2 separate regions of the Homo sapiens genome follow, and region 2 is linked to region 1. The links are chromatin contacts, found by Hi-C or POLR2A ChIA-PET in ENCODE. All regions are on one chromosome and are shown on one strand. Each heading gives the region's core, a stretch centred on a gene start or an enhancer-like site at or near the end of the contact. The rest is flanking DNA. Distances are from core to core; before and after follow the strand shown. Region 1 holds the start of HSD17B11 (hydroxysteroid 17-beta dehydrogenase 11). Region 2 overlaps GPRIN3 (GPRIN family member 3).

Evidence for each region. A loop is a pair of places that touch in the nucleus more often than their neighbours do. ChIA-PET counts read pairs that join two places held with the same protein, here RNA polymerase II (POLR2A). Pooled maps may share reads with other maps.
Region 2: a pooled map shows a loop between it and region 1 (3-fold over the local background). The contact joins the enhancer-like site here to the promoter of HSD17B11 in region 1. A Hi-C loop is called at or near these places in 4 of 50 pooled maps. POLR2A ChIA-PET finds 5 or more read pairs at or near these places in 2 of 52 experiments (T-cell and naive thymus-derived CD4-positive, alpha-beta T cell).

Annotation. Positions count from the first base shown.
Region 1 is chr4:87,388,391-87,392,719 of GRCh38, reverse strand. HSD17B11 (hydroxysteroid 17-beta dehydrogenase 11) reads left to right here and starts at 1,532. Exons shown (of 7, transcript NM_016245.5): 1 at 1,532-1,859. The coding sequence starts at 1,650. RefSeq lists enhancers at 665-1,237, 1,251-1,320.
Region 2 is chr4:89,296,291-89,300,908 of GRCh38, reverse strand. All of the region lies in intron 1 of GPRIN3 (GPRIN family member 3), which reads left to right. Among named protein-coding and RNA genes, the nearest start is that of GPRIN3, 9.2 kb to the left of the region's middle. Within about 2 kb of position 1,993, at least 11 of the 41 ENCODE cell types and tissues checked have a DNase peak (open chromatin) inside an H3K27ac peak, as active enhancers do.

The sequences.
Region 1 (4,329 bases), core at 283-2,782:
TTTCTCTATTTCCTAGGAGGCTTTTGAAAATCAAATGAAATAATATATGTGGAAGAACACTTTGTAAACTTTCTATACAAGTGTTTTGTAAATTTGGATTTGGAGGCTATCCAAAAAAAAGTTGTAGATATTCTGAATTCAAAGAATTCTATAATGGGGTTCACTTTTGTGAGGCTGCCACTATCCCTTCATCCCCTATAACAACGTATGGCTGCTTAAGTAAGAGGGACAATCGAGTTTGAACTATTTGTGAACTTTGATTTTTTTGTGTGATCTTTCTGGCTCTTAAATATGAAAGTTGACTATTGTCACACAACAAAGTCCCTTCCCAAGCACTGGAGTGTCTTGCGCAAAACCCAAATCCAATGTCTGTCAAAAATGAGTTGGAAAAAAATGCATGCAATACCATTATTAAGCTCTTACTGGACACAAGCCCTAGTTAGGTCTTTTCTTCCAGTAACCAATCTCTAGAATTTTTTCAAGTCACTAGTTAGCATATACTGAATACCCATTTATATAGGCTACAAAACCAAATGTTACATAGGTAATCTTTAGGCTAAATGATTTGCTATTTATTCACTTGAATAAAGATAAAATTCCTAAAGTACAACATATATTTTTTATTTTCAAACTCTAATAGGTCAAGTGAAAAATGATTATTCAAATATACTCTTCTTTCTTGTGGAAACAATCCCTTTAATACGATAACAATTTTTTCTGGCGCTTGATTGAAGCTGTCCTTGAACAGACAAAATTTCCCCTGTCTTCCAGAAATCGTGCTTAGTTCAAACTAAAATGTGATGTAGCGCAATTTCTCAGCTGGAAGCAGAACGATTGGTCTTTTCAGGATCCTTTAAGATAGGAATCTACATTTGCATCCTCTATCTAGTTTTTGTTTTTTAGGACAAAGTCTGGCCTTTTCGTCCAGGCTGGAGTGCAGTGGCGCGATCTTCACTCACTGTAGCCTCCACCTCCTGGACTCAAGCAATTCCCGTGCCTCAGTCTCTCGAGTAGCTGGAACTACAGGCACACGCCACTACGCCTGGCTAATTAAAAAAAAAAAAAAAGAGACCGGGGGTCTCCCTATGTTGTTCAGGCTGATCTCGAACTCCTGGGGTCAAGCGATCCTCCCGCCAGGGCTTCTCAAAGTGCCAGGATCACAGGCGAGAGCCGCCGCGCCCAGCGGCACCCCCTATCTAGTGATAAGCAACCTTCAACTATGAAAGAAGCATCTGGCCTGTGGACACTGTCGGTTATCCTTGGAACTTATCCAATTTAGGAAAACAAGTGAGCAACTAACCCTCCAAGGCCGGCTCACGACACCGGGAGAAAGTGGTGTAAAAGACAATCGCGGCCACACACCGCGTGGGGGCTGCGCAAAGCAGAACTAGGAAGCTTTGCTCCGGTCTGGACTTCGTCCCTCCCAGATCTCTGAGCTAGCAAGCACTGCAGCCCGAGCCAATTGCGAAAGACCAACAAAGCCCAGCCCAGCGGAAGGAACGGTTTCGGAGTTGTTTTTCTTTGATACGGGAGTTCCTCCTTGCTCTCGCCCCTACTCTTTCTGGTGTTAGATCGAGCTACCCTCTAAAAGCAGTTTAGAGTGGTAAAAAAAAAAAAAAACACACCAAACGCTCGCAGCCACAAAAGGGATGAAATTTCTTCTGGACATCCTCCTGCTTCTCCCGTTACTGATCGTCTGCTCCCTAGAGTCCTTCGTGAAGCTTTTTATTCCTAAGAGGAGAAAATCAGTCACCGGCGAAATCGTGCTGATTACAGGAGCTGGGCATGGAATTGGGAGACTGACTGCCTATGAATTTGCTAAACTTAAAAGCAAGCTGGTTCTCTGGGATATAAATAAGGTAACAGTGTTTACTATGTTTTACTTTCTGGTACCTTTAATTTGTGGATGTGTCTGCATTTTGCTGGCAACCACCCTTTACCTCATCTCTGCAAAGCAGGGAGGAAAAAAAAATTAGTATTGCCATTTTGCAGATGGGAGGGCATGAATTAATATGTTGTATGATCACATGATAAACAGACCTAGAGGTTATAATAGTCCCAGTTACTGCCCCATTTGTAAATTGATCCCCATTTTTGCCCTAAGGATAACTCATAATTTTTTCCTGAACCTGATTTCATTGATCCCTCTATTTTAAAAATAGGGAAAAAACAATCGTTTTAGCTATATATTAAAAGAGTAAGAAGCTTGTACCTATTAAGAGAAAGTCCTACTTACTGTTAATGAGAAAAGTGGTTTGAAAGATTATACTCGCCGTTGGCTCACGCCTGTAATCCCAGCACTTTGGGAGTCCAAGGCAGGCGGATCGCGAGGTCAGGAGATCGAGACCATCCTAACACACTGAAACCCCGTCTCTACTAAAAATACCAAAAAAAAATTAGCCGGGCGTGGTGGCGGGCGTCTGTAGTCCCAGCTATTGGGGAGGCTGAGGCAGGAGAATGGCGGGAACCCCGCGGGGCGGAGGTTGCAGTGAGCCAAGATGGCGCCACTGCACTTCAGCCTGGGCGACAGAGCTAGACTCCGTCTCAAAAAACAAACAAAAAGATTATACTCAACAGAAACCAATGCTACATTGCCATAGTTATTGCCAAGAGTAATTTTAAAAAGCATCTTTTCCGGGAGGCTGAGGTGGGGGGTTGCTTGAGCCTGGGAGGTGGAGACTGCAGTGAGCTGTAAACGCCCCACTGCACTCCAGCCTGGGTGACAGAGTGAGACCCTGTCTCAAATTTTTTTAAAAAACATTTTTTACCACGTTTGACCTGTGATACTGAAGGAGTGGCGGGAAAGCATCTTTTAGTAAAAACAATAAAAGGGAAAAAAACTTTCAGTGTAATTTTTTACCTAGGACAAGTGTAGGTGTGGCTTAGGGAGGAGAAGAGGACCTAGAATCCAACCTTTTATTTGACCTTTGGTAGATGAACAAAGGGGTTTCTAGAAGATACCTGATGGCCTGAAACATTATCCATTACACACTAGTTGACATGCAATGCTGTAAACAATAATTCAAAGGATGTGAAGTTAAATGAGGGTTAACCCAGTGAGTGGCTGATGAAGACAGCAATCAACAAATAATGACTGTCTGCTGCTTAGACATTAGGGATAGGGTGACAAACAGAAAATAAGGTTCCATGACCTCAGTCTAGTAGGGAAAATGGACATTAAGTAATTACAAGTGCAGGCTGGATGCGGTGGCTCACACTTGTAATCCCAGCACTTTTGGAGGCCGAGGCGGGCAGATGACCTGAGGTCAGGAGTTCAAGACCAGCCTGGCTAACATGGTGAAACCCCATTTCTACCAAAAATACAAAAAATTAGTTGAGCGTGGTGGCGTGTACTTGTAATCCCAGCTACTCATGAGGCTGAGGCAGGAGAACTGCTTGAACCTGGGAGGCAGAGGTTGCAGTGAGCCGAGATCATGCCATTGCATTCCAGCTTGGGCAACAAGAGCAAAACTCTGTCTTAAAAATAAATAAATTAATTAAATTAAATTAATAAATAAAAAAGTAATTACAAGAGCAATGAAAAATACAACCCAGGTCCAGCCTGGACCAGCATGGTCAAGGTCTGGCATGGTGATATAGTCAGACACATCTGAGCTTTCGTTTTCTGATTGGGTAACTTACTCAACGTTTCCACAGCTTTAGTTCCTTTTCTGCAAAATGGATAAAATAACAATACATACCTCAAAAAGCTGTCAGTATGATATGAGATAATGCATACAAAGCATTTAGCACAGTGTGGTATAAGGTAAACACACTGCAGTGTTCTTATTATTCCTTGACAAAGTGTGGTTTAAGCTAAAATTTAAATGTATGTAAGAGTTAGTTAGGTTAATGACTTCCAATGTCCAGTGCTGGTTTGTACAAAATTTTCTCTGATCTTCAGTGACATGCATTTATCCAACAAATATTTATTGAGCACCTATTATCTGTTAGGCACTGTTCTAATGCAGAACTGAGGATATAGCACTGAGGAAGACATGAGCCTCATGAGCTAGGGGCAGTATGCCACACTGTATAATAAAATGTATAATTGTTAGATGGTGTTAAGCATAAAGAAAAAAATAAAAGGTGAAAGTAGATAAAAGACTCTATATGGTGGGGAGGGTAGGAGGGGAGTGTTGACTTTACAGTGGTGGCCAGGAAGGCCCCACTGAGATGGAGATAATTGAATCAATATCAGAAGAAGCTGAGAGCACAGTGAGTCCTGCAGGGAGGGATCAGCAAATGCAAAGCCTGGCATAGACTGAGGGAAGGGAGAGAAGCACAAGAAAGGTCTAGATCTACTCTGTGCAACACAGTGGTAGGTAG
Region 2 (4,618 bases), core at 744-3,243, 1.9 Mb before region 1:
ATTTTAAATTCCAGTAAAAATTTTAGTCAGAGCTAAAGTTAGTAAATGCATGTTCATTTTCACCTGCATCCTTGGTTGGGTAAAAATTGCTTATGACAAAGTGGGTATGGGTGATTGTTCTTGTTTTCATGTCGAACATGTTCTGAAAACAGTCAGAGAGCAGAAGTCTATCATTGTCAGGGTAAGGGGCTGAGCTCTGATTAAGTGAGTGAAAATGCACTTACAGTCTCCTTTCATATGAGGGATTGTCTACCCAAGTGGATTCTCAGAGCAGAAGAAAGCTTTGCTGTGAGCATCTGAGAGACCTGGTACTCTTCACTTTACCTGTCTGGGCCTCAGATTTGGAGATATATGTACCAAATCAGAATTGAAAACTGGCAGTCTGTGGGCCTAGCAGGAAAACTGTGGCCTCCAGGTATTTATTTTTTAATTAAGCCAGTGTTTAAACATCAGATCTATTATAAAAAATGAAGCCCTCACCCACATTCTCTAGGCTGGAGCTGAACAGCAATATATATGCTACTTCATTACTTCGCTGTAGTCCCCACTTCTCAATGTCTCACTGACATTGAGCATTTATATAAGTCACTTGTGCCCAACAGCTTCACTTAGTTGTGTTACTACCCCAAACCTGTAGGTATTGAGTCTGTAAAGTCTGGACTACTTAGGTGTTCCCTAAGTACCATTGAGCTCCAAAATGCTATGACTGTACTCATGAAATTGATGTGTCTACAAAGCAGAAAGGTGATGGCGCCAAATATAGTTAACCCCCATTAACCATGGTGAGGGTCTAAAAATTTTGCAGTATCAAAATTTGTAGAGTCTGTGAAAGTTTAATGAATAAAAATTGAGTTAACGTAGTCTGTTAAAGAATAACGGAGTTTTTCATCTGTGTACTTGCTTGCTTTTTACTGTACGACAAGTGGCAAATGAAAAATATTAGCAGTTTTAACAATAATGTAATTTATTTTTTCTTTACCTTAAAGACCAATGACTGAGATCTCACATTGGATTGCTTTATGTATTTTTAAATGCACCATATCTTTATCTTATGTATAACTTTTTACACATAGACCAAACTTGCATAGCTTCCTGAAAGTCCAGAGTGTATCTCAATCTTTCAAGTGATGCTGCATTTTATTTAGCAGGCCTGGCAGTTGAGATAAACTTTCAGGAGTAGTATCAACTCGTATCCCAGCTTGTGTTTCTGTATAGCCTGGAAATGCTCAGTTAATGATTACAGTAGGCTGTGTTTGCAACCCCTCTCTGAGGCTAGGCAGATCACTGCACAGTCTGGCCACTTGATTGTGTAGAACTGCTCCGTTACTATGGCTAAAAAATGAGGTGACTGCATCAGGGTTGATTTATTCATGTTGCAAATAAAGACAAATGCCCTTTTGGGGCAACAAGATGGAAAACTCAGACAGATCTCTTCGGTAGGGAAAGCTGTCTTCATAGCGCTCTGAAATCTCTCATGCCTTGTCAACTTCTCCTGCCACTTTCCTTCCTCATGCACACTTGCTGCATACCACCCCCACTTCGTGCCTCCTACTTTATTTCTAAAAACATCCCCTCATCTAATTATTAATCCTAAAGTGTCGGTGTTTCAACAGCTTCACTCCGAGAAGACAGTGCCGAGAATAGTACCAATCGAAACTAACAGAGGACACAGTGCCACATTGACTCTATGCTTTCTTTGAAGAGAGTGGCATTTCCTTATAGAATGGTGGCTGTGTTTAAGTATCAAGCGTCCTGTCACCTGAAATGGGTTGATAATATATAAAAGACCATAGGTGTTAAAAGTCTTTAGAGATAAAGTTATTTTTCTGAAAGTGCCATTTAAAACACAAATTTAGTTCACTGAAATGTTTATGCTCTTTTACGAAGAAACTGTTCTGCTATTCCCCTGGTGGCTATTTTGATGTTTAGAACTATAATGATAGGTTTTTAAAAAATCCTCCCTCTGGGGTTTGTGGCTTTTGAGTGATGAAATCTGAGCCTCCGAGAGGGAGGGGAAAAGTTAATAACCTGAGCTGGACTGGATTGAGAGCATGTCAGCTCCTTCTACTTTGCAAATTGAATCAAAGCTTTCCTCCAACTGGAAATAGGAATTTATTTAGGAGGTGAGAGATAGAATGTGAAATGGAGTTGGCAGAAGGCCCTGGTTTAAGAAAGGTGAATTCTTTGGATCATTTAATAAATCTGTATCGAGCACTTGAGATATATATATATACATATATATATATGTATGTATGTAAAACCCTGTTTTGTGTGCTAGGGACTCAAAATTGAATAATACATAGTCTGAACTCTCAAATAATTCCCAGACAACGGGAATAAGCTTAGTAATAAATATAGTTCAACAAAATTAGAATGGGCTCTTTTCCTGGTCATGATCTCAGAGAATTCCCCTGGTAGCCTAACAACCTGGGTCCCTCCTCTGTCCTAACCAAGCAGCCCTGTACCTCTTTCTTCCTTCCTGTATGCTGAGCAATTCAGCTTCATTTCCGTTCCTCTTCACAGCTTCACCACCTGCTTGCCACACCTGGGTTCCTTTCCTCCCTGCCAGGCTAACTTGAAAACTGTATGTCTTTCCCATACTCCACTTCCTTAATGTTGTAGAAAATAAAGTCACAGACACATGCATTTTTGACTTAGTTCTCCTAAAAACAACTAAGAAGCAGAGGGTAGCAGAAGTGACAAAAACGGAACAGATATAAGATGTAGAATTCTTACAAGAGTCTGCTGGTATGTGTACTACGAGAAATTTCTTTCTCATGAGGATACCAGAACCTCAGTGTAACTTCATTTCCATTTTTTTCCTATTTAAGAAAATATCCACACATGCCAGTGAAATGAGTGAGAGTGACATTATTATAGAAATAACTTGATTTTTGAGGTTAATATAATTCATTAGAGAAAACAGCTCTAAATTATACTTTAATAAATAATTTGCTGTCATTGGTACTTTATCATTGCTCATAAATTGTTTGTGATACACAAGTGTATTTTAAGACTGCTTAAGGGCCGCTGTTTTAGATAATTGCTTAGACTCTCAGGAAGCTCTTCCACCCTTGGGGAATGATCTTGAGTCAGATCATTATTGGGGAATGTACCCATTCCAATGGGACTGTAAATACCCAGCTATTTATGTAGCTGCTCTGTGAAATATCCCATGCCTTCTGGCTATCTTTTTATTCTGAGGAGGTGCTCACCACTCTCCATTGGTCTCCCTCTCCAGGGCTTCAACCTTGGAAGTTTAAGTGGTAATTCATGCCTCTGAAATGCCTAGTAAGTGATTCCATCTCTGTGTATTTGCCCTGACTGGGAGGAGAACCTCCTTTGCCTTGGAGCGCAGAGACTGGTGGTGTAGGGGAAATAAAAGAAAAGAGATGGAGCCTCAATTATAGAATTAATGATGATGAGTGGAAAAGAATGAAAGACCAACTAAACACATGCGGGAAGAGGGTTTAAAATTCATTAAAGAATGAACAAGAAACAAAACAAAACAAAACAAAACAAAAAAACACTTGAGGCACTTTGCCATCTTGATTCTAGAGCATAAGAGAACCCTAATACATGTCTCCATATATATCCATCTACTTTCCAAAGGAAATGAGTGAAGGCTAGATTACAGATATGTATAAATCCTTAAAAATTTTATTCTTCAGGCTTATCTGCCAGTGACGTCTTGCTAAAACCACTTCTCCTTTAAAGAAATCTCTGAGGTTTGTACTACTAAATAATAACACATTAATAATTCCCCATTCTAGAGATGAGGAAATAGATAGCATAACTTGCCCAAAGTCCCACAGATGGTAATGGAGCTGTGTGAATTCAGTTGTTCAATGTCAAAGGCCATGAGCTTCACCACTATGCTACACTGCAGGACTCTGTTGGTGATGCAAATCACAGTGGGTCAAAATGTAAGGACTCAGTACGATTTTATGGACTTCTGTCTTCTATCTTGGATTTCATCTTGTGTTGCTTAAAAAGCAAATGTGAAAGCTTCTAAATGAGCAATAAGACATTTAAAAAAACACAGGGTGAGTTCAAGGACAGATATTTTAGGTTAAAATTTTATAGATCATTGCATAGGTGATAACATTGGCAAACATAAATTTTATCAAAATACCAGGTAACACATATGTTCAGCAAATAACATTTCTTTGTTTCTCAAAAGAAAAACCAAATGTGTTTCTTATGTCACATGTGTGTGCACACCCACACACATACATATGCACACACACACACACAAACAAGAAAAAACAAACATGTGTCTTTATTTAACTGCCTATGGACTTTGGACCTAGAAACTATTTATAGAACTAGTGTTTCCGTGATTGATGTTTTAATCATAGACATTCATTTACTTATGAAAGTTAAGCAATTCCTTATTACAGCTTACAGCTAAGTGTTCTCATTGCAAATGGAATACTAAGAAAAAAAAAGGTAATCCATGCACAGGAGGCCTATTTCAGACAAATTCCTTCTTAAAACTGTAGTTCTAATGAATTAATGGTACTCGGTAGGAGGATGAATATACCTGTCTGTCCATTTGGAAGGTGAAAATCCAATAACTGAAAAAAGCCGTGATTTCTGCCTTATTTTTTTAGTT